Linked DNA regions of Homo sapiens: region 2 is linked to region 1. Evidence: chromatin loops called from intact Hi-C (ENCODE). Cell type or tissue: PC-9. All regions are shown on one strand. Links, peaks and the distances in the headings refer to the core of each region. The heading gives the core; the rest is flanking DNA. Region 1 overlaps LOC105377366 (a long non-coding RNA gene). Region 2 has its middle 330 kb from the start of LINC02945.

The links. Hi-C counts contacts between places; a loop is a spot of excess contacts. Peaks named below come from ENCODE experiments on the same cell type or tissue, not always from the same donor. Only the 100,000 strongest peaks of a DNase experiment are listed, where the experiment ranks them.
Region 2: a loop joins it to region 1, with 4 times the contacts of the local background. A loop is called at or near these places in 10 of 110 quality-filtered maps.

Annotation. Positions count from the first base shown.
Region 1 is chr4:111,638,673-111,648,463 of GRCh38, forward strand. LOC105377366 (a long non-coding RNA gene) reads left to right here. Exons shown (of 6, transcript NR_188427.1): 3 at 1,755-1,850; 4 at 3,569-3,703; 5 at 6,883-6,999. Among named protein-coding and RNA genes, the nearest start is that of LINC02945, 470 kb to the right of the region's middle. In PC-9, for the core only: CTCF peaks have their summits at 3,610 (motif pointing left) and 3,809; a DNase peak (open chromatin) is centred at 3,479.
Region 2 is chr4:111,777,076-111,786,866 of GRCh38, forward strand. No RefSeq gene overlaps it. Among named protein-coding and RNA genes, the nearest start is that of LINC02945, 330 kb to the right of the region's middle. In PC-9, for the core only: CTCF peaks have their summits at 1,671 and 1,872; a DNase peak (open chromatin) is centred at 4,726; H3K4me3 peaks cover 394 bases.

The DNA of each region.
Region 1 (9,791 bases), core at 520-8,519:
TTACATTCTTCTATGGGAAACAAAAACTATCCAGGCTGCACTACTTACAGAAAGAAGCAGGGTCAGCTTCCTAAATTAGAGAAAATAAGACCTAAATTTTTACTAGAAATTAAGTAATTTGAGCACCCACATGTAGGTAGAAAGGTAAATTAAAGGGAAAATTCAATAACTCAGAAACTCTCCTTAGAGAGGGCTAGAGAGGAAAAATGTATGTAGAATACATTTATGTTGTTCAGAATATGTGTGCTTATTATAGAACCGAAAATCAGGTTATAGTCAGGGAGTAAGCCCTTCAGCCTATCTCTCTGGAATGAAAGGCTTCAAAGGTAATATATTACCCTGAACAATGCATTGTTTGATAATGTGTCTTCCAGGGGATTTAGAATCATTAAATGATGGAATCACATAATTTTATGTGGGGTTGGGATTCAACCAACCGCACCTAAAATTAGTTGGGGTTCAACTTTCTAAAAGTTCTAATCAAACCAGTGGTGAAATCATGATAGTGAGGTGAGAACTAGGATTGTTTCTCACCAATATTTCAGACTGAATTTCTCACTCATTTCAGACCAAATGAGTCCATTTTCTAGAAGGGTTTCTATTGTGAAATGTCTTCCACGGACTAATGTACACAAGGGAGACTTGGCCTTGTGAGTCACTGGCAGACGGATGCTTTATCAGTGTATTTTGTCTGTGCAAATATAATTTATCATATTTTAACTAAAATTTGCCAGAAGAAATACTATTTAAATGTGGAAGTTCATCACTTTACCTCACTTCCACTAATCCTTGTTAAAATATTATAAATAACGTAGAGCTTAGAGTTGCAAAACAGAGACCTAACAAGACTTAACCAAAAATCTTTTGTAAAAGATTCAAGTAAAACCTTACAACAGATAACTAAACCAACATGCTTTGATCCACATGAATTATCTATAGTCTTTATCCTTATCTTTAAAAAATGGGGAAGAAAAAAAATCCTCATATTTTAAGCAGATTATTTTATAGAGGCTTTTCTCAAAAAAAAAAAGAAAGAAAGAAAGAAAATGTCCTTTGAGATTTCAAGATATTTCTGTAAGTAACTCTTTTCTAAAGAGAGTTTGATTTGCTCTAGTTTTATGAACCTGCAAGGACTTTTCATCGCTGGAATATGCACAGGTTACTTGCAAAGCTCCTTGAAAAGATTTGTGCCCTCTTTTTATGAAGACAATGAATGAGTAGGAATTTTATACCACAGACAATGAGCGAGAGACAGGAAGACACTTTGATGTTCAAATAATTCGACAAGTTTTGGCATTCTTAAAAAATAATGAAAAGGATCTTTGCCGAAATTTTATTTTGTTTTTGTTCTGTCTTCAGTTCAATAGGCGGGTTCAGGCAGGAAGTACAGCCTGAGCGACTCAGCCAGATCTAGAGGGATTAGTTACAGCAAGAAGGCTGTTGTGTGAATCTGAGTCACTTTTTTTTTCTTTTATAGCAATTCCAAAGAAAAATTCACACAAACTAAGCGTGCCCAATCCTATCTTTATGATACCTATATCTGGTCAAAACTTTAGGTGATTTTAACATAAAATCACCTAAAAATCATTTGCAACTTTTTGTAATTATCGTTGTATGGCAATGCTTTATTGGACTCTATAGACACAGGATTTTTTTATTTCTGAATAAAATGTGATTTCAGTCATAATATTACATAAAATATTTAGTTTGATTTGGGCTTTGTGCTTTCTCACTATGGTGTCAATTGTTTTTAGAGGTAAGCAATTTGTAAGGACTGGAAGTAGAAATTAAGCAACCAAGACAAGAAGGCTGTCCTATCAGTTTCAAGAACAACTAAGAGGATGTTAAAGGTGATGTTGTGATCTAAATTTTCTACATGTTTTGTAACTGAACTATGTGTGAAATAAAAATTAATTTTCAAAAATATGTTTCTAATTAATATTATTCCAACTTGGGGGAATAAAATCCCTCCTTTGAAATCTACCAAAACAAAAAATCTGTTCTAAAATATTAGTGAAGATTTTTGTCTGCTATGTCTAAAGTTGCATTACTCACTGAAGTTTACCATTTTGTCTTCTGCATGCCAAGTAACCCTCAAAGTCTAGAGCAGGCATCAGGCAAATGAACCAACTTAATTAAAAAGTTAATTCTCCAAATTTTAAGCCCTATTTTTTTTCACATTGTGTTTTTATTGTATTTGTTTGGAAACGTTCTCTGACTATGGGGTCATGGATTATAACGTTTTAATGGTAAGCAAATCAATGTTAATAGTTTTATAATTTTTTTTCCAAATTTTGGTCCCAGACTATTTTACAAATATAGCAATGTCAGTGGTACAAAGAATGCTTATATTCAAAACCTCATGTTACAAAAAGAGCTTAGAACATTGGTTTTCTCCCACGAAAACCCCACCACTGATAATGTTAGGAGTAACCCAAAGGATCAGACAACATATCCATTTAATGTATATACTGCATAGAACATTTCTTTTTTCTGCCTCATCATTTACCCATTAACTAAAGTTCCATAGTTAATCATTAGTTATTAACACTTAGAAAACTCACTTGGCCAATTAATAAAAACAGCTCTATTATTGTTGTTACAAAAGCTTGAATATCCCATTTAGTAATATTCACTCTACTAAAATGGAGCTGATAAATTTTAACATTTCAAGAATTTCCAAAATTTTGTTTGAAATTGTAGTTTGTGTTTGGCTTGAAGATATAAAGGCCAACACAATTTGTTAATATGTGGCATTAGGACAAACCCTGGTAGGAAAGTAAAGAATGAGAATATTTACTGGAAATTAAAATGCATACTAGTTGTATAATTTGCTAACTGCTTTGCTACAGAAATTGGACAATATTCGGTATGTAGCAAGATACATTGCAAGCTAAAAATACTTTTTTGGCAATTACCCTGCTATTTAATATAAAAGTAATTTTAGAAAAAATAATTATCAAGATAATTGCCTCAATATGTATCTCTGCATGTGCAGAAACATATGACCTCATTTATTTTTATTCTGTTAGATAACTAAGCAAACTCTTAAGAGTTTGCCAAAACCTATTCTCTGTCTTCACTTAAAATGAAGTAAAAAAAGTATAATGAAAATAACTTGGATCAAAGATAGTTGTAGGAGCCAAGCAAGTAGTGTCTTCCTCTTCCTTCCCTCTTTCCCATCTAGCGTACACACACTCACACGCACACCCACACGCACAAAAACACATGCACTCACATCCCAAGTATTTTGATTCTTTAAACTAATCACCATTGTTTACAGTTTCAATAGCTATGTGTCATTCTCGCCTATTACTGTACAATGCGCAGGTACTATTTGATTTTATTTGCCTACCTGGTCATTGTAGAAGTAACATTTGTTAGAAACTACCTATAGAAGCATTTAAGTCTTGCTCAACTTGTTTGCTATCTTTTCTTGTAATCTTGTGGGTAGTGAAGTTAAATAGATCTGGAGCTGCAATATTATGCAATAATATTTAGAATGTAATTGCACAACAATTGTGACATTTGGGGTCAACGCATTCACATCTGTTTTCTGGTCTAAAAGGACAGCAGAGGGAGCCCCTGCATGACTTAAGAAAACCGAAGGCAGGCAGAACAGAGACTTTTCAGGGTGCGAAGTTACGCATGGTGCCCTCTACTGGAGTCACTGGTAAAGAGTTTTGATTTCAAAAAGAAATTGGTAAGCACTGAATTCCAAACTTGATCACAGCATACTTTACTACCAGTCATCATAAGGGGTGTAGCAGTATGTTCAAAATAAAATTGATTTTAATTACTTTTGATTTTAAAAATAAATATAGGCCTTACATTTCTTACATGAAGTTTGGGGTTGAGAAATCAAATTTCTGTGGAAATTCCACTTTTCCAAAATTTCTATCATTCTGAATTGTCACATTAGTTTCTCTCCATGACTATATAACTCCTATATATTTAGAATCCTAATATGAACTGTACAAACCATGCCATTCATGTGACAATAATATAAGTGTAGCATTGTAATGTGAAATAATTTTGCAGTGAGTGAAATAATTCATTTAAGAGAGTTCTAAATCAAGGGTTGTACTGACTGACACAGTTAAAAACTGTATTTTCCTTGTGATAGTTCAGCAATAATCCCATTACTGAATATTATTTCAATTTCTACTTGCTTTTCAATTCCTTTGAAGAACCATTCGAAAGTACGTATCTTTTATTTGAGTGATTGGTAATAAAATTACTTTAAATTTCACTGTAAATATATAATTACTAATTATAAATAAGAAATTATCAATTGTAATTTGCACTGAGAACCAACAAATTTCTAGATACTTTTTATAATATTGTGTTGGATGTGTAATCGTTTGCAAATAAGTCCACTTTTGCCAACCGCTTGTCAGTTAATTCTGTCTGTTACGTTTAAATACCATGTAGGAAAGTATTAGTGTACTTTGATTTAAAACTATAATAATCTTGAAAAATAATGTTCTTCATTAATATTTTATGATGATCTTATGACTATTAAAATGATCAGTTTATATGAAATAAACCAGATATTTAGCAGCAAATAATTTATGTGATATTTTGCTTCCAGTTTTGACTGGACTGGTCATTTTGGTATTAAGCATTTTTAGCCTAAATTTATGACATTTCTTTCAAATTTCAGAAAGAAGAGCTTGTCTAGGCATACATTACTCTGTGCTTTGTGAAATTTATATTAAGAATATAAATTATAAATTTTTGAAATTTATATTTAAAAGTCTACTTATTTTATAATACTTCACAAACTTCATGATTCTTATATTGTAAATTATAGGGCAGAAATTTAATCTAATTACTATATTCCTCTTATTACCCTTAGCTTTTTCTAACAGTTAAAATACCAATAAACTAAGAATTAATGCAAAATACATAAAATTATATAATAATATCACACAATCCACTTTAATTGAAGACTTATTTTTGATGTACATTAAATAGTATGTATAAAGATGAGGAATTAAAATTTGGTAACCATGGTTAATTTGCCAAGGACAAATTAACTGTGAGTAAGCAAGGATAAAACTCATTCTGACACTAGAGTTTGCTTTCCAAATCTTCCACATCCAAACATTACAACTGAAAGGAGTGGGGAAAGAATTTATTTTACAGAAGTGTCCATTACAGTTAATTCCATTAGAAAATAATTAATTTGATTTTGAATATATCATTTGAAAAAGTTCCACACCTTGAAAGAAGTATCGTTTTATGTAACAAAAGGAACTATCTAAAGAATGAATCTTATATTAAATTCAAAGGAGTGGCATATACAACACACAATTGTAACCAAACACAGCAGTTGTGACCAGTTAATGGGAAAAATTTCAGCATAGTCACCATACATTTTTAAAAAGAGGGAGAGAAGCCAGTGTTCATCTTCATCCAACCTAGCATCAACCAAAGAAAATTTTTGAGGTTGGCCGGGAGCAGTGGCTCATGCCTGTAATCTCAGCACTTTAGGAGGCTGAGACGAGTGGATCACATGAGGTCAGGAGTTCAAGACCAGCCTGACCAACATGGTGAAACCCCGTTTCTACTAAAAAAAAAAAAAAAAAAAAAAAAAAAAAAAAAAAAAAAAATTAGCTGGGCATGGTAGTTAATGCCTGTAATCCCAGCTACTTGGGAGGCTGAGGCAGGAGAATCGCCTGAACCCAGGAGGCAGAGGTTGCAGTGAGCCAAGATTGCGCCACTGCACTCCAGCCTGGGCAACAAGAGCAAAACTCCTTATCAAAAAAAAAAAGAAAACAAAAACAAAAACAAAAAAAACACACAAAAATCAGAAATTTATGAGCTAATTTGAATTACCTCCTATGTTCTGAGCAGTTTAAATGCTTTAGTTTTATTAATTAATTTAACCCCCAAACAATCCTGAAGGCCATTATTACCCCATTTTTTCCAGATAAGACAACTAAAGTACAAATTTTTTTTTAAAATGGCCACGTTGAATAACCTAAACTAGTATTCAAGCCCAAGTCTGACTCTAGAGCTCTTGCTCTATTATGATTTCATCATCATAATTATTTTTAAGAAGTGCCTATTATTGAAGTTTTAATCTCAAAACTTCTGAATTATAAAACACAGTAAATAAATTATAGTAAAACCTAATTCATGCTGTAGCATTCCACAGCTAGTGTATGTCTCAAAAAAGAATCTATACTGAGACTACTGAGGCTATAAGTCAAATGGCTTTCTTTCTGACAACATCATAAACTTCATCTGGAATCTGAAAATAAAGCCACTCTTTTCCTCTTGCACTGTCGTGAGTCATGTAGTTTTTTTCCTTGGGACTTGGAGGTAGGGCAAGGTGGAAAACTCCACAGTCTACTTGAGAGAAACAGCCCATTAGGGGAAAGACCTGGATAGTTCTAGTCAGGTTAACTCTTTCCAAAACTATTTTTTTTTCTTTTCAGTAATATTTCTGCTTTGAAATCTTCCCCCAAGGCTAGTGCAAAGTGGAGAGACCACTAATATTTTTGCAAATGACTTTTCATGAAACCGACATTCTAATTCCTGCTTACCTCTTTAGTTTTTTCTCTAGCTTCTGATTGCTCAGTCTTGAATCCTGGATCCCTCACTTACTAGTTCTATGAGCATAAGAAAGTATTTAATTTCTCCCTATAACAGCTTCCTCATCTATACATTAAAGGTAGAAACAGTATATATTTGATAAAGTTATTATAAGGGTCAAGTGAGGTTGACATGTAAAATGCTTAAAATAGTTTTCAGCATTTAGCAATGCTCACTCAATAAATATTAAATATGTTTTAAAATTGGAAGAACCAAGATTTGCAGTGTAATTAAAAAATCCATATATTAATACAAACTTTTTAAAAAATTTTTCAGACGTAGAATTTGTTCTTGTTCCATTGTATTGGTGAAGAAACTGAAGTTCAAAGTAATTGGCAGAACATACTACTTTGGGCAGTATGGGAGTAGAGGCCTATGGACGACCAGCAACAGGTAAAGACTAATTAGGGGGTATTTCCAAAGAATGATTTTTTTCTTTATTTGATGAGAGAGATACATGCTATGTCTTCAGTTGTCCATATTTTTAAAAATAATTTGATATTTTTCCTTATTCAGATAATATTACCTTATGTGGAAATCATTCCTTCTTTTTTTTTTTTTTTTTTTTTTTTTGAGACAGAGTCTTGCTCTGTCGCCCAGGCTGGAGTGCAGTGGCGTGGTCTCAGCTCACTGCAAGCTCCGCCTCCCAGGTTCACACCATTCTCCTGCCTCAGCCTCCCGAGTAGCTGGGACTACAGGTGCCCACCACCATGCCCGGCTAATTTTTTGTATTTTTAGTAGAGATGGGGTTTCACTGTGTTAGCCAGGGTGGTCTCGATCTCCTGACCTCGTGATCCACCCGCTCATTCCCCTTCTTTAGTGGGAGAAAGAAATGTGCATTTAGATCTACAAATATTTTTGTGTGTTTTTGTGTATATATACACAAATACATATATTCAGAAATAAGTTCTAGCCTCATCAGTGTCATCTATCTGTAGAAGAGAGTATTTATAGAGGTTTGGCCTTGACAGTTGCGGATGTCAAAACAAAAAATGCTCTCAGCTATAGTCAGGGACCAGATTAATGCAATATCTGAATTTGGCTAACCAAAAACACAGTGTTCTCGAATTCTTCTGTGTAAGTTGTGTTATGGCCTTAGATAACCTGGTGGCAATTTAAAGAACATCAGTTATAAAGTCATACAGGTAGAAGTTCAAATCTTGAATCCACCACTTACTATATACAAAGCTAATTGCATATTTTTGGGCAAATTATTTAACCTCCGAGGGCTGCAATTTCTTTGCCAACAATCCATGCCTCATAGGAACACTAAATGTGAGCATGTGCCTAAGACACATATTACAGAGCCGGCAGATGATAGCTGTTGGAATTTGAGTTGATTTAAGCATTAAAGAGCAGGCTGAGGTAGAACATCCCAAACATGAGATTCTTTAAGTCTATGAATCTTTGAGTCCTGACATGGAGCTTTCTATCTAAACTCAAAATGTATGCCTACCTTGTGTAATTTAAAATCCCCACTCTGCATGTGATGAATAGAATCATCCAGATGTGGTCAGTAAATTATGAAAAATCACTTAGTCCTTTCTGCTGAGAGAGGTAAAGAGGTTGTCCCAAATATCATATTTGCCAAATATTATGCTTATTGCTTTATTAAATTTATCCCTGCTAATGTATTCATATAAGTAAAGCACCCAAGCCTGCTTCATCGCTGATGTGAGTATCAGCAGACACAGCAATATCAACAAAATAACTCTATGCGATTACATTCCCTCCCATACTCAAATTAACCCAAGGATTTTTGGATACCATGAGGAAATGTACATACACGGATTAATATGGCTTCTGTGATTAATAGATGTAATGGGCTTGGGCGGGGAGGAGAAGGAGAGTGTGTCAGGAGGGAGGAAAATTTCTCTGGGATTCTTCCCATAATTTTTAAAACACCTAATAGCCAAAGGGGTTATCTCTTTATTTCAAAACTCTCTAGTAAGTGTAATTAGATATTGAGGCCTTGGAACATGCTGCAGTCTACAAGAATAAAGTATAGACATTTTCTACTTATTTCATTTGTCTGGAACTTGAAAAATCTTTTATTTCAGCCCAGAGGGCAAAACAGGAAGACAGAGTTTGCTACCCAGGAAAATTATTAGGTACTTGTCAATTTCTTCTTGAATGATCCTCTAATAATCGCTAATGGTTATTGAACTTATTGCTGACATTATGGAATGTTACATAAGAGAGAGAAAAAACAATCTTTCTTGATTCCTTTTTGACAAGATATAGCGTTAAGTAAAAAGTTGATCCAATAATCCTCATTTTGGCTTAAAAATGTATTAATTCTCAATCAAAATAGCAATTTGAAACTTTGCCTTGACCAACTTCACATCATATATATATTATGAAAAAGTAAGAAGGAGGCCGGGAGCAGTGGCTCACACCAGTAATCCCAGCATTTTGGGAGGCCAAGGCAGGCAGATCATGAGGTCAGGAGTTTGAGACCAGCCTGGCCACCATGGTGAAACCCTGTTTCTACTAAAAACACACCAGGCACTCCAGCCTGGGTGACAGAGCAAGACTGTCTTGGGGAAAAAAAAAAAAAAAAAAAAAAAAGTAAGAAGGCAAGAAAACGGGGAAGGAATGGGAAGGGGTAAGAAGAAGGAAAAGGAAACTGAAAAAGAGAAACATAGGTCTGAAGAATAATTGTTTGTGAGAGTATCACTGAAAAACATTGCATTACGAACTTCTTTATATTATTATTTCTTATCTTAAAATTTTTTTTATTTATTAACAAAACATTTCCATTTTCAAAAACCAGTTTATTTATTCTAAGGCTAAGATACAAGGATGCTTCTCCACTGTCATTTCTTACTACTATTATTCCTTTTTTGTTCTTTTATATTTTTACCCCTAGGCTAGGGATAAGAGTGGAGATCTGAATACAAGAAACTAGTATTCAGGATACGGGTCCTGGTTGTGATTCTCTCCTAATCCTTCGTGTGACTGGAGTTATGTCGTGTGACTCTCATAAACAATGGGTTTTCCTTCTTTGTACGTAATAGTTGGCAGAAGTGGTTACGTCCTTGCCACAAGGAAAAAGTCTCATGAGATGATTAATCTAAAACTTATTTTAGAAATATAAAGGACTTTATGAATTCAAGGCAGTATATTAAGAAAATATCCCCTCAAACAATGAACCAATGAGACTGGCAAAGATCTTGATTTTC
Region 2 (9,791 bases), core at 1,273-9,272, 140 kb after region 1:
TCATGAAGTTCTTGTGCTAGAGATCACCACTGAACTTTCTAGGACCATTCTGACTACGCCCCAGCATCTAGGAAGGTAGTGATGGGATAAACAGGAGGCTGGACATTCTTTGCGTTCTCCCTTGATTGATGGGGGTTATTGGATTGCTCGCATGCTCTTTACTTATTTAACATCCAAAAAGTCAACCACTATTAAAAGATATGTTTAATTAGATGTCAGTGAAGTAAGCTGAATTCATGCAGCCATAAATTTAAATTGGCAACTCTAACCTTAGGTTTCTTAAATGGTTTAGACAACTATTTTGTTCAGGCGGTAATGTTAGTACATGTTCTGTCTTACATTACTACTTCAAGACGAAAATGAGTACGAAATTTATTTTTTCCAGCATAGCCATAAATTCGTGGGGTTTTTTTATTTAAAAGCTTATGGAAAAAAATAGTCTCAGCATCCTGATTTATGTCATCTCTTTCACTCTCTCTCTCTCTCTCTCTCTCTCTCTCTCTCTCTCTCAGTTAAAAACTGATTGTCTGTTGTCTGTTTTTCCAGTAGCAGCATATCCTTACGGCATTTTTCCAGCCATAATAACAGTTTACAAGATGCTTTATTCAGAAGAACATAAATGAAATACATTCAGTTCCATCTTCCTTCTTTTATGTGTGCTACTGGATTTCTGCATTCCAGTTGGAACCACAGTAGCAAATGTGCTGAAAAATCAGTTTAAAAATCATTTTTTTCTCAATTGCCATTAATTTAGAAAATTCTGCTGCTAATTTTGGAAAATTGTAATTTAAATATTCAAGAAACCTGTAAAAGTGTTTTCTATTATACCTTATCATACATTATCATACGTTTGATCTACTTCACATTTCATTGACTGAAAAGGAATGATCTGTTATTCTTTATGTTGGTATTGTCTATTTGAGATACTTACCCTTAGTAAAAATGTAGCAAGAATGGCTAATTTGTGGGACCCAGAGCTAAATAAAAATAGGAGCCTCTTATTCAAAAGTTATTAAGAATTTCAAGACAGTTATAACAGAGCATTAAACCAAGCACTAGAGCTGAGTGCAGAGTCTTGTGTAGCAGCTCAGGTCAGACGCCTGTGGAAAGTGGCCCTGATGGGAGCATATTTCAGCTCCTTCTAAATCCTACACTCTGTAACCACATTTCCTGCCACTAATCTATCTAGGGATGCGCAAACCTCAAAAGGTGGGGATTTTTTATTTCTATTTCCAGGTATCAAGTAGATATGGGTTTTCACAAATGACTTTGGCTAGAAAACAAAGTTGTTTTTTTTTTAATGTTTCTTGAGCTTTGGGATTTCAGCCAGGTTGGTAAAAATCTCAGTAAGATTTTTCTAAGATAGAAGAATCCCAGTGCCCCATGTGAACATATTGGTGATGGGGGTCTGGGAGGGTAAAGCTCTCAGAGTTGGGATTTGCTCAGTTGGACTGCTTCCCTTATCTTTAAGTTCCATTAATTGATTTTGGTGAAGTGCAAATTTTTTGCTGAAGAGAGATAAATAGGATCCACACAATAATAGCATCAACTTTAACCAACAAGCCATGCAGTCATTGATTTAGTTAGTCTGGTAGTCATCAGTCAGCATTTTATTCCCTATGGGCAGCGCCTCCATGAAGAAGGTGGTCCAGAAAAGCAAAGAAGGGAAGAGAGTCCACAAGGCAAATGCTGCCATCTAGAGAGGCAGAGAGGAGAACATGCTGACAGTGGTAATTTTCCAAATAAAATTAGAACAAAAATAAAAACCCTTGTCAGGCAGTGAGTGTGAAAATTTCCCAAGAAGAGATCATCCCTTTGAAGAAATCAGCATTTCATTAAAAGGTGCCATTTGGAATCCATCTAATTTGAGATGAAAGATTATTCTGCTAATAATTCCACATCAGGGAACCTACCAAGAGATTTTTTGTTGTTGTTTAAGCAGGGACTTTTAAAGGTGATTTTCCTAAGGCTGAGTAAAATAACTGCATGACAGCTAATTGTTTGACCTGTCTAAAAAAGAAATGAGTGTGTAACTGTGTTTCTGTTTTACCTTGTTTAAACAAACAAAAAATAGCACAAGGAAGTTGAATTATCTGAAGTATACTGGTCAGTTTACCTCTTTTTTCATGATACCGTGCAAAGACATCCTGCTTGCTCTCTAAGAGGCTTTAAACAAGTAGGAATTGCAAAAATCAAGCAGAGGCACAACACAAACAGACGGCTAAAAAATACCTGAAAAATCAAGGGGAAAGACAGGGATCTAGCTTGTCTCCACATATTACATGTGCAGAAATTTAAACAACTCAATAAACAGCACATACTGAGATGGTAATGCCCTAATTTTTTCAGTTAGAAATGCCCAAAACATTTATAGTGACTCTTACTGGGGAATACATTGCCTAGATTACTGGACAATTGAATTCCCACTTAGGAAATATCCTAAATCATTTTACAATCAAAGCAGTATGAATGGAAGTAAGCTGTATAGTGTTGGGGTGTTTTTTTGTTTTGTTTTGAGACAGAGTCTCGCTCTGCTGTCCAGGCTGGAGTGCAGTGACGCCATTTTGGCTCACTGCAACCTCTGCCTCCCGGGTTCAGGTGATTCTTCTGCCTCAGCCTCCTGAGTAGCTGGGATTACAGGCGCCCGCCACTACGCCTGGCTACTTTTTGTATTTTTAGTGAAAATGGGGTTTCACCATGTTGGCCAGGCTGGTCAAGAACTCCTGACTTCAAGTGATCTGCCTGCCTCGGCTTCCCAAAGTACTGGAATTACAGCACTTTGTGAGCCACCGCACCTGGCCAATTGAAGTAAACTATACAGTTGTTTTTTTTTGTTTTTTTGGGTTTTTCTGGCTATTCAGAATTTGTCTATGTGAAAAGTTTTGAAATTTAATATTGTACTGTAAATTTCAAATTTTTATGAGCTATATACTTATCGCAAATATATTTTGATAGTATGTGTAAATATATGTAAACACAAGTATATTATGCTTATGTTCATAATTTTAAATTATTTAAAAATGTACAAATTGAGATCTGCCATTTAAATTTGTTTAAATAGAAGGGCTAATGTCTCTGCTTATCTAGTAATAAGAATAGCTATAATTATTTGAGTAATATTATAAGCATTATTCATTAATTTAGCAAATACTTATTAAGCACCTACTATACCTCAGGCACTATTATATGTGCTGGAGATGCAGTAGCGAACAAATATAGATGCATAGCTCAGTGTAAGCCTCATAATATCCCATAAGCCGTAAATGCTTCCCAATTTAGGGCAATTTGCCCAAAATCTTACTGCTTACTAGTGAGGGAGCAGATTTTGAATACAGTTTCTGCTTATTTATAAATCATATTTTTTATGCCACATTGTGTTGCCTCCCATATAGTAACGCCCTTTCTGCTCTGATGGAAGTTTTAAGAAATAAGTTTTTATTTTCAATGATTTGTGAAGCTGTAACAGGTGAATATCAGTATGGAACTTGGAAAGTTTATTATAGTTTGTTGAAAACACTTAAATTCTTCATAGGCAACATCACCAGTCATTACGAATTGCAAATCAAAACCACAATGAGGCTGGGCACAGTGGCTCACATCTGTAATCCCAGCACTTTGGGGGGCTGAGGCAGGTGGATCACTTGAGGTCAGGAGTTTGAGCCCAGCCTGACCAACATGGTGACCCTGTCTCTACTAAAAACACACAAAAAAAGTAGCTGGGCATGGTGACAGGCATCTGTAATCCCAGCTACTCAGGAGGCTGAAGCAGGAGAATTGCTTGAACATGAAAGCGGAAGTTGCAGTGAGCCAAGATCATGCCACTGCACTCCAGCCTGGGAAAAAGCATGAGACTGTCTCAAAAACAAAAACAAAAAAAAAACACACACACACACAATGAGAAACCACTTCACACCCAAAATCAAAAGTGTTGGTGAGGAAGTGGAGAAATTGGAACCCTCGTGCATTACTGGTGAATTGCGGAATTTAAAATAGTGAAGCTGCTGTGGAAAACAGTTTAGTGATTCTTCAAAAAGTCAAATATAGAATTACCAAAAAAAAAGAAAAAAAAAAGATTTAGCAATTCCACTCCTAGGAATATACCCAAAAGAACTGAAAGCAAGGACTCATACAGAAACTTTTACACCAATGTTCATAGCAGCATGATTCACAATAGCCTAAGGTGAAAACAAACCAAATGTCCATCAACAGATGTGTGCATAAACTAAGTGTGGCATAAACATACAATAAAATATTATCAGCCTTAAAAAAATGAAATCTGACACATGCTATGATACAGATGAACCTTAGAAACATTATGCAAGTGAAATAAGCACACACAAAAGGGCAAATATTGTGATTCTACTTAATGAGGTACCGAGAATAAATAAACTCATAGACACAGAAAGTAGGATAAAGGTTACTGAGGTCTGTGGGAAAGAAAGTGAGGGTCATTGTTTAATGGGTACAGAGTTTCTTTTTGAGGTAACCACTAAGTTTTAGAAATAGAGGTGATGGTAACAACCATGTAAATACTCTAGTTCCCATCTATCTTCAGCTTTGCCTTCTGCAGTTTTAATTGCCCATGGTTTCAATTACCTGTCAACATCAGTCCAAAAATACTAAATGAGAAATTCCAGAAACAAACAATGCCTAAGTTTTAAATTGCGCACCGTTCTGAGTGACCTAATGAAGCTTGTGTCTTCCCACTCCGTCGTGCCTGGGATATGAATCATCCCTTTTTCCAGTATATCCAGGCTATAGATGCTACCTGTCCATGAGTCATTTAGCAGTTATCTAGGTTATCAGATCCACTGTCACAGTATGGCAGTGCTTATGTTCAAGCAACCCTTATTTTACTTAATAACGTCCCCAAAGCACAATAGTAGTGATGTTGGAAATTCAGATGTGCCAAAGAAAAGCTATGAAGCACTCCCTTTAAGTGAAAAGGTGAAAGTTCTTGACTTAATAAGAAAAAAAAAATCCTACGCTAATGTTGCTAAGATCTATGGTAAGAATGAATCTTCTATCTATGAAATTGTGAGGAAGGAAAAATAAATTCGTGCATACCATACAGTATCTAGGGTTTGGTGCTATCTGAAGTTTCTGGCTTACACTGAGGTTCTTGGAACGTATCCCCTAAGGATAAGGGGAAACTACTGTATACTTAATGCCACTAAATTGTAAATTTTATGTTATTATACATATTTCACCACACACACATGCAAAATCTTTCAAAAGTAGTAATGAAGATCTATGAGTCCCAAGAACATTGGAAACAAGTGTGGGTAGGTTAGCCATGAGAAAAGGTGGGTGAAGGTAAAACAGTGTCTCTTTAGGACTATTTTAAACAAATGAGCAAATAAATAGTTTACCTACTTCATAATTTGAATAAAGTGTACCTCTAAACATGTAGTATAGAGAGTACATTCCTTATCCCTACTATAATTTATTATCCATATATATCAGAAAAAATACGCATCCACGTTTGGCAGCAAAAGGCAGATAGCATGAAACAGAATGCATTTGGGATGATGGTTTATATTAGGAAATTATACTTTGAGTTATTTATTGGAAGAATGTAACACTAGTTAGCTTTCTTTAAAAATCACCATGGAAAAATCTAAAACTGATTGAGCACATTAATCAGAAATGCTGTATTTATAATGAGCTCATCTTGGGAATTTGACACCAAGATCCATATATATGAAGCAATTTCTTCTGAAAACAATTTTGTATTAGAGGAAGTTTAACAATTTGAGGTGAACTATATTAGTATTCCTACAAAGGTAACTATAAAAATGCAAAATATTGTGAAGTATCCATGTCAGAGAATTCAAAAATCATACATCCATATGGTACTCAATAAAAAGCAATTAAATCAACCTCTTATTATCTGGCACTTAATTGACCACCATGGCTGCCTACTGTTGACATCAATTTGGTTTTATATTAACCCAAGGAAGACTGACATTAACTTCATGTTAATATCCCTTATGGAAAACTCACTAGATTTAAATTTGCTAAATTTATAGATTCTTGTGCAACATCCCTTTCTTTTTTCTGTTTACTATTTCTACCTATATTGATTTAGGTCCAGAATCTGAAAGCCTAAAATAAATTATGCCAGAAGAAAATGAACCTGATTCATTTTAATTGAAAAGGACTCAATTGTGTTTACACAGCTTTAAAATTCACCAGGATTAATATTATATAATGTGTAATTATTTTTAATGTAAGTCCACAGGGCCAAAGAAAATTATGGAAGCTGATAGATTTTACTGAACCCAACATATAAATATGAAGCATCTATTATTTATGGGAGTGTCTATCCTAATCTTTAATTCATACTTAAAACAACTCTAATGTAGAATGGCTAAATAATTAAGAAGTACTGAAATAGTTAAGAAGTACTATTATATATAAGAAGTACTTATATATAATATAAGAAGTATATTATATATATAAAAAATAAGCTATGAAGTTGGATTCTAATTCTCTAATAAATCTTGATATTCTGGAGAAAAAAATATTTCATCACTGGAAGGCTATAGTTATTAAAATTGTATCAATGGCATTTAGATAGAAATTTAACACTTGTTGCTTCTAGGTAGCACTATAATAGCAAATTTTTATTGAGGAAAAAGATTAATGAAATTTCAAAATCAAGGCATCTTTCTTTGTTCAGATAGCCAAAGCACACAAGAACAATTTTTGGCAATTGTTCATGTAGGTTAAGGTCTTTTTCCCTGTAATACTCTTTGCAATTACTCAGGCACTTTAGACAAAAGCCAGTTTTATGGTAAATAACAATAAACAGATGAAGTTCTTATTTGGTCTGTAAAATATCTGTGGTTAGTATGAGAATAAAATCTTAAGAACAAATCTAAGTTATAAGACATTCGGTTTTGGTATTAGTAAAGATTGTATGCCCTCCACATAGTTTATGATGTTTAGCATAAGCCAAATATAATTTAAAACTTCAATAGCTTTTCTATCCAAATAATATGTTTCACTTAAATCTTACTAATTAAAATGAAAAATATTGGGAGGATTTTAGAGTGAGATTTTAAAGAAAATTAGCAAAGGATATACTATCATAAATAGGATGATTTGACCTTTTACAAAGCAAAGTAAATTCATCCTTACTCAGGGCTGTTTCATGATGTTATGACCAATGTTTGGTTTTGCTTGTTTCTGTGCCGTGTGAGTTTAATGTTTGTTTTCTATCTATCATGATTTTCCTCTCCTCCCCATGATAAACTCTGCCTTCTACTAATAGTATCAGTTACAAAAAATTAACCAAGCTAACTTTTATGGCTTGTTTTCTCAGACTACAAACATGATGAGATGAGATGCACCCCTGACCCCCTAACCTATCAAGTCATGCAGTGATTGGATTCCATGGAAAGGTCTGTTGTCCAGGCATTGTTAAAAACTAAATGAAGAACTATCTTTAACCTACTATGACAGGACAGTGAGTTACTCTATTGCTTAGAATCTGGGCTAACATTTAGTGTTTGTTTCTTTGTAAAGATGATTTTTGTAGTTATCTAAAATGAAAGACTTATTTTATAAGTTTGTATAAGGTTATATTTTCTTTTTATTTTTGGTACTTTTTTTCCCCAAAGCTCCTTTTAAAGAAAAAGTAAATGAGCCTTTCTATATTCAAATAAAAAAAGTCTTAGACATCTGGGTTGGGAGTTTATGAGGAGAGAAGGAAGAAAGCAGATAAAATATCCCAACTCCAAAAATCATCTAAGCTGAAATAGAAAGTAGCAGCAGGAAATTAATACCACGTTGTAAAAGAAAGAATGCTAATATAATGAAGCAAATGTCGAGCCAGATGCTACATATGAATGAGCCACTCTAGGACATGCTGGCCACTTTTATAATATCCAAGTGGCCAACCAGAGTTGATGCCCTTCCCAAAGTTCCAGCCTGGAACTCATAGTCGCTGACTTATTCATAGGATTTGGCTACGAAATTTTTAGATTTGCAAAAAAATCACCATATTTCTGTTTTGTATTGGTGGAAAGTGATGAAATTGTTTTCCAATCAATACATTTTCCATGAAAAGCTGAGTTTTGTCATTTTTATGTTACTACCTTTGCTCATGTACAAAAAATACTCTTCTACAGCCCACAAAAATATATAATGTTATTTCAATATGCTTTCAAGTCAAAAACTTAGTTATAACATTTGGAAAAATGAATAATGTTAACATTTATCTGTTTAACCATCCAGACACAGTACTAACTGAAGAAAAAATATCAAAATTCACCTTAGATACCTGCTAATCAGCTAATTTTCCATAGTCATAATTGCCTCCTCAGAATATCTGGTAAATATACTCTAACTTTGGAAGCAAAGTTAAAACAGGATATCATAAAAAGAGGATAACAAAAGAGAAGCTAAATAGTTTTTTAGGAAACTTCATTGTTGGAATGGAACGTGATAATGTGGATTTAAAATGCTTCATAGGAAGTTTGCCAGTCCAACTAGACTGAAAAGTAACCTGGTAATTTCAACAACGTTGTTAAATCATTAGCAAATTCTTTTGGGGAACTTTGTGATATGAACTATAAGAGAAGCCTGATAAGAATTCACTGGCATGCAAAGCATATGTATACTTGTATGCCATCAACCCAAGCTTATTAAGATCTACCATCAAATGTTTTCAAATATGCTACACAAACCCCTTGAGGGCTGAGACTAAGGCCAGATGTGGTATTTTATCTGCATTCTACCCCTTCTCTGCCCTCTTGCTGACATTTCACTGAGTACAGTACACAGTTGAGCACACAGTAAGTACCAAATAATTGTTGACAAGCAGACAGCATACATAATATGTATCTGCTATTGTTGACTAGCAGACAGCAAACATAATATGGTATCATGAAATGCAGATATCTTAAGTATTAAAAATGTACATCAAATGAAGATAAAAGAGGACAAGGCAAGAAAATAAAAGAAATTTTATTTCCTCACAATTTTTCTGGTATGGATTGTGCAAAACTATTTCAGGCAGAATATATATAGAACACAACTTTTCTAAGCATGGAAATGACAGAGACTTTCACATTTATCAAAGTACTAAGGATAGATTACCAAAGAAAACTGATCTCTTTTTTTCACCACCTCATCAAATATAGCACTTAAAATTACATAGAAAAGCACTGTGGTAGTACGTTCCTCCAAAATGTTGCCAGTTAGAAAATGCATTTTATCATTGGATGGACCTTCATTTCCCCAGCCTTCCTACATCACTAAAAAATATTTGTGTAGTTTTATGCATCTTTCCAGAGAGCAATGAATAGGTTAGATCAGCAACTGACTTTATCCACTGACATACAGACTGACTGATGGAAACTTCTAACAGGCTTAAGACTTTAAGCCTTGGTACAAGGGTTTACATCAGACCCTTCACAGAAGAGGAAAGCCATTTAATCCTAGAAACTTGCTAAACTTCCTACAAGACAAACCAGAGATTTTGTGTATTCTATTAATTCAAAAAAAAAACAGTGAAAATAAGACTTTTATATCTCTGCGCATTCACATTTCTTTATTCCTGTATAATTGTGTATTGGGAAAAACAAGTTCTTATGATTAGTGGCAAGTGGCACCCCAATTTTTCTCTGTACCGTGTGTCATCCCTCTTTTCCTATTAAGCGCTACTGCTTGCTTGGGTTCCTGACAATAATTGCTACCACTTCATTCTGAAATGATGTGCAGGTTAAAAAAAATATAGGAGAGAGAGAGAATGCCAAAGCACACTATGCTTATCCTCCCAA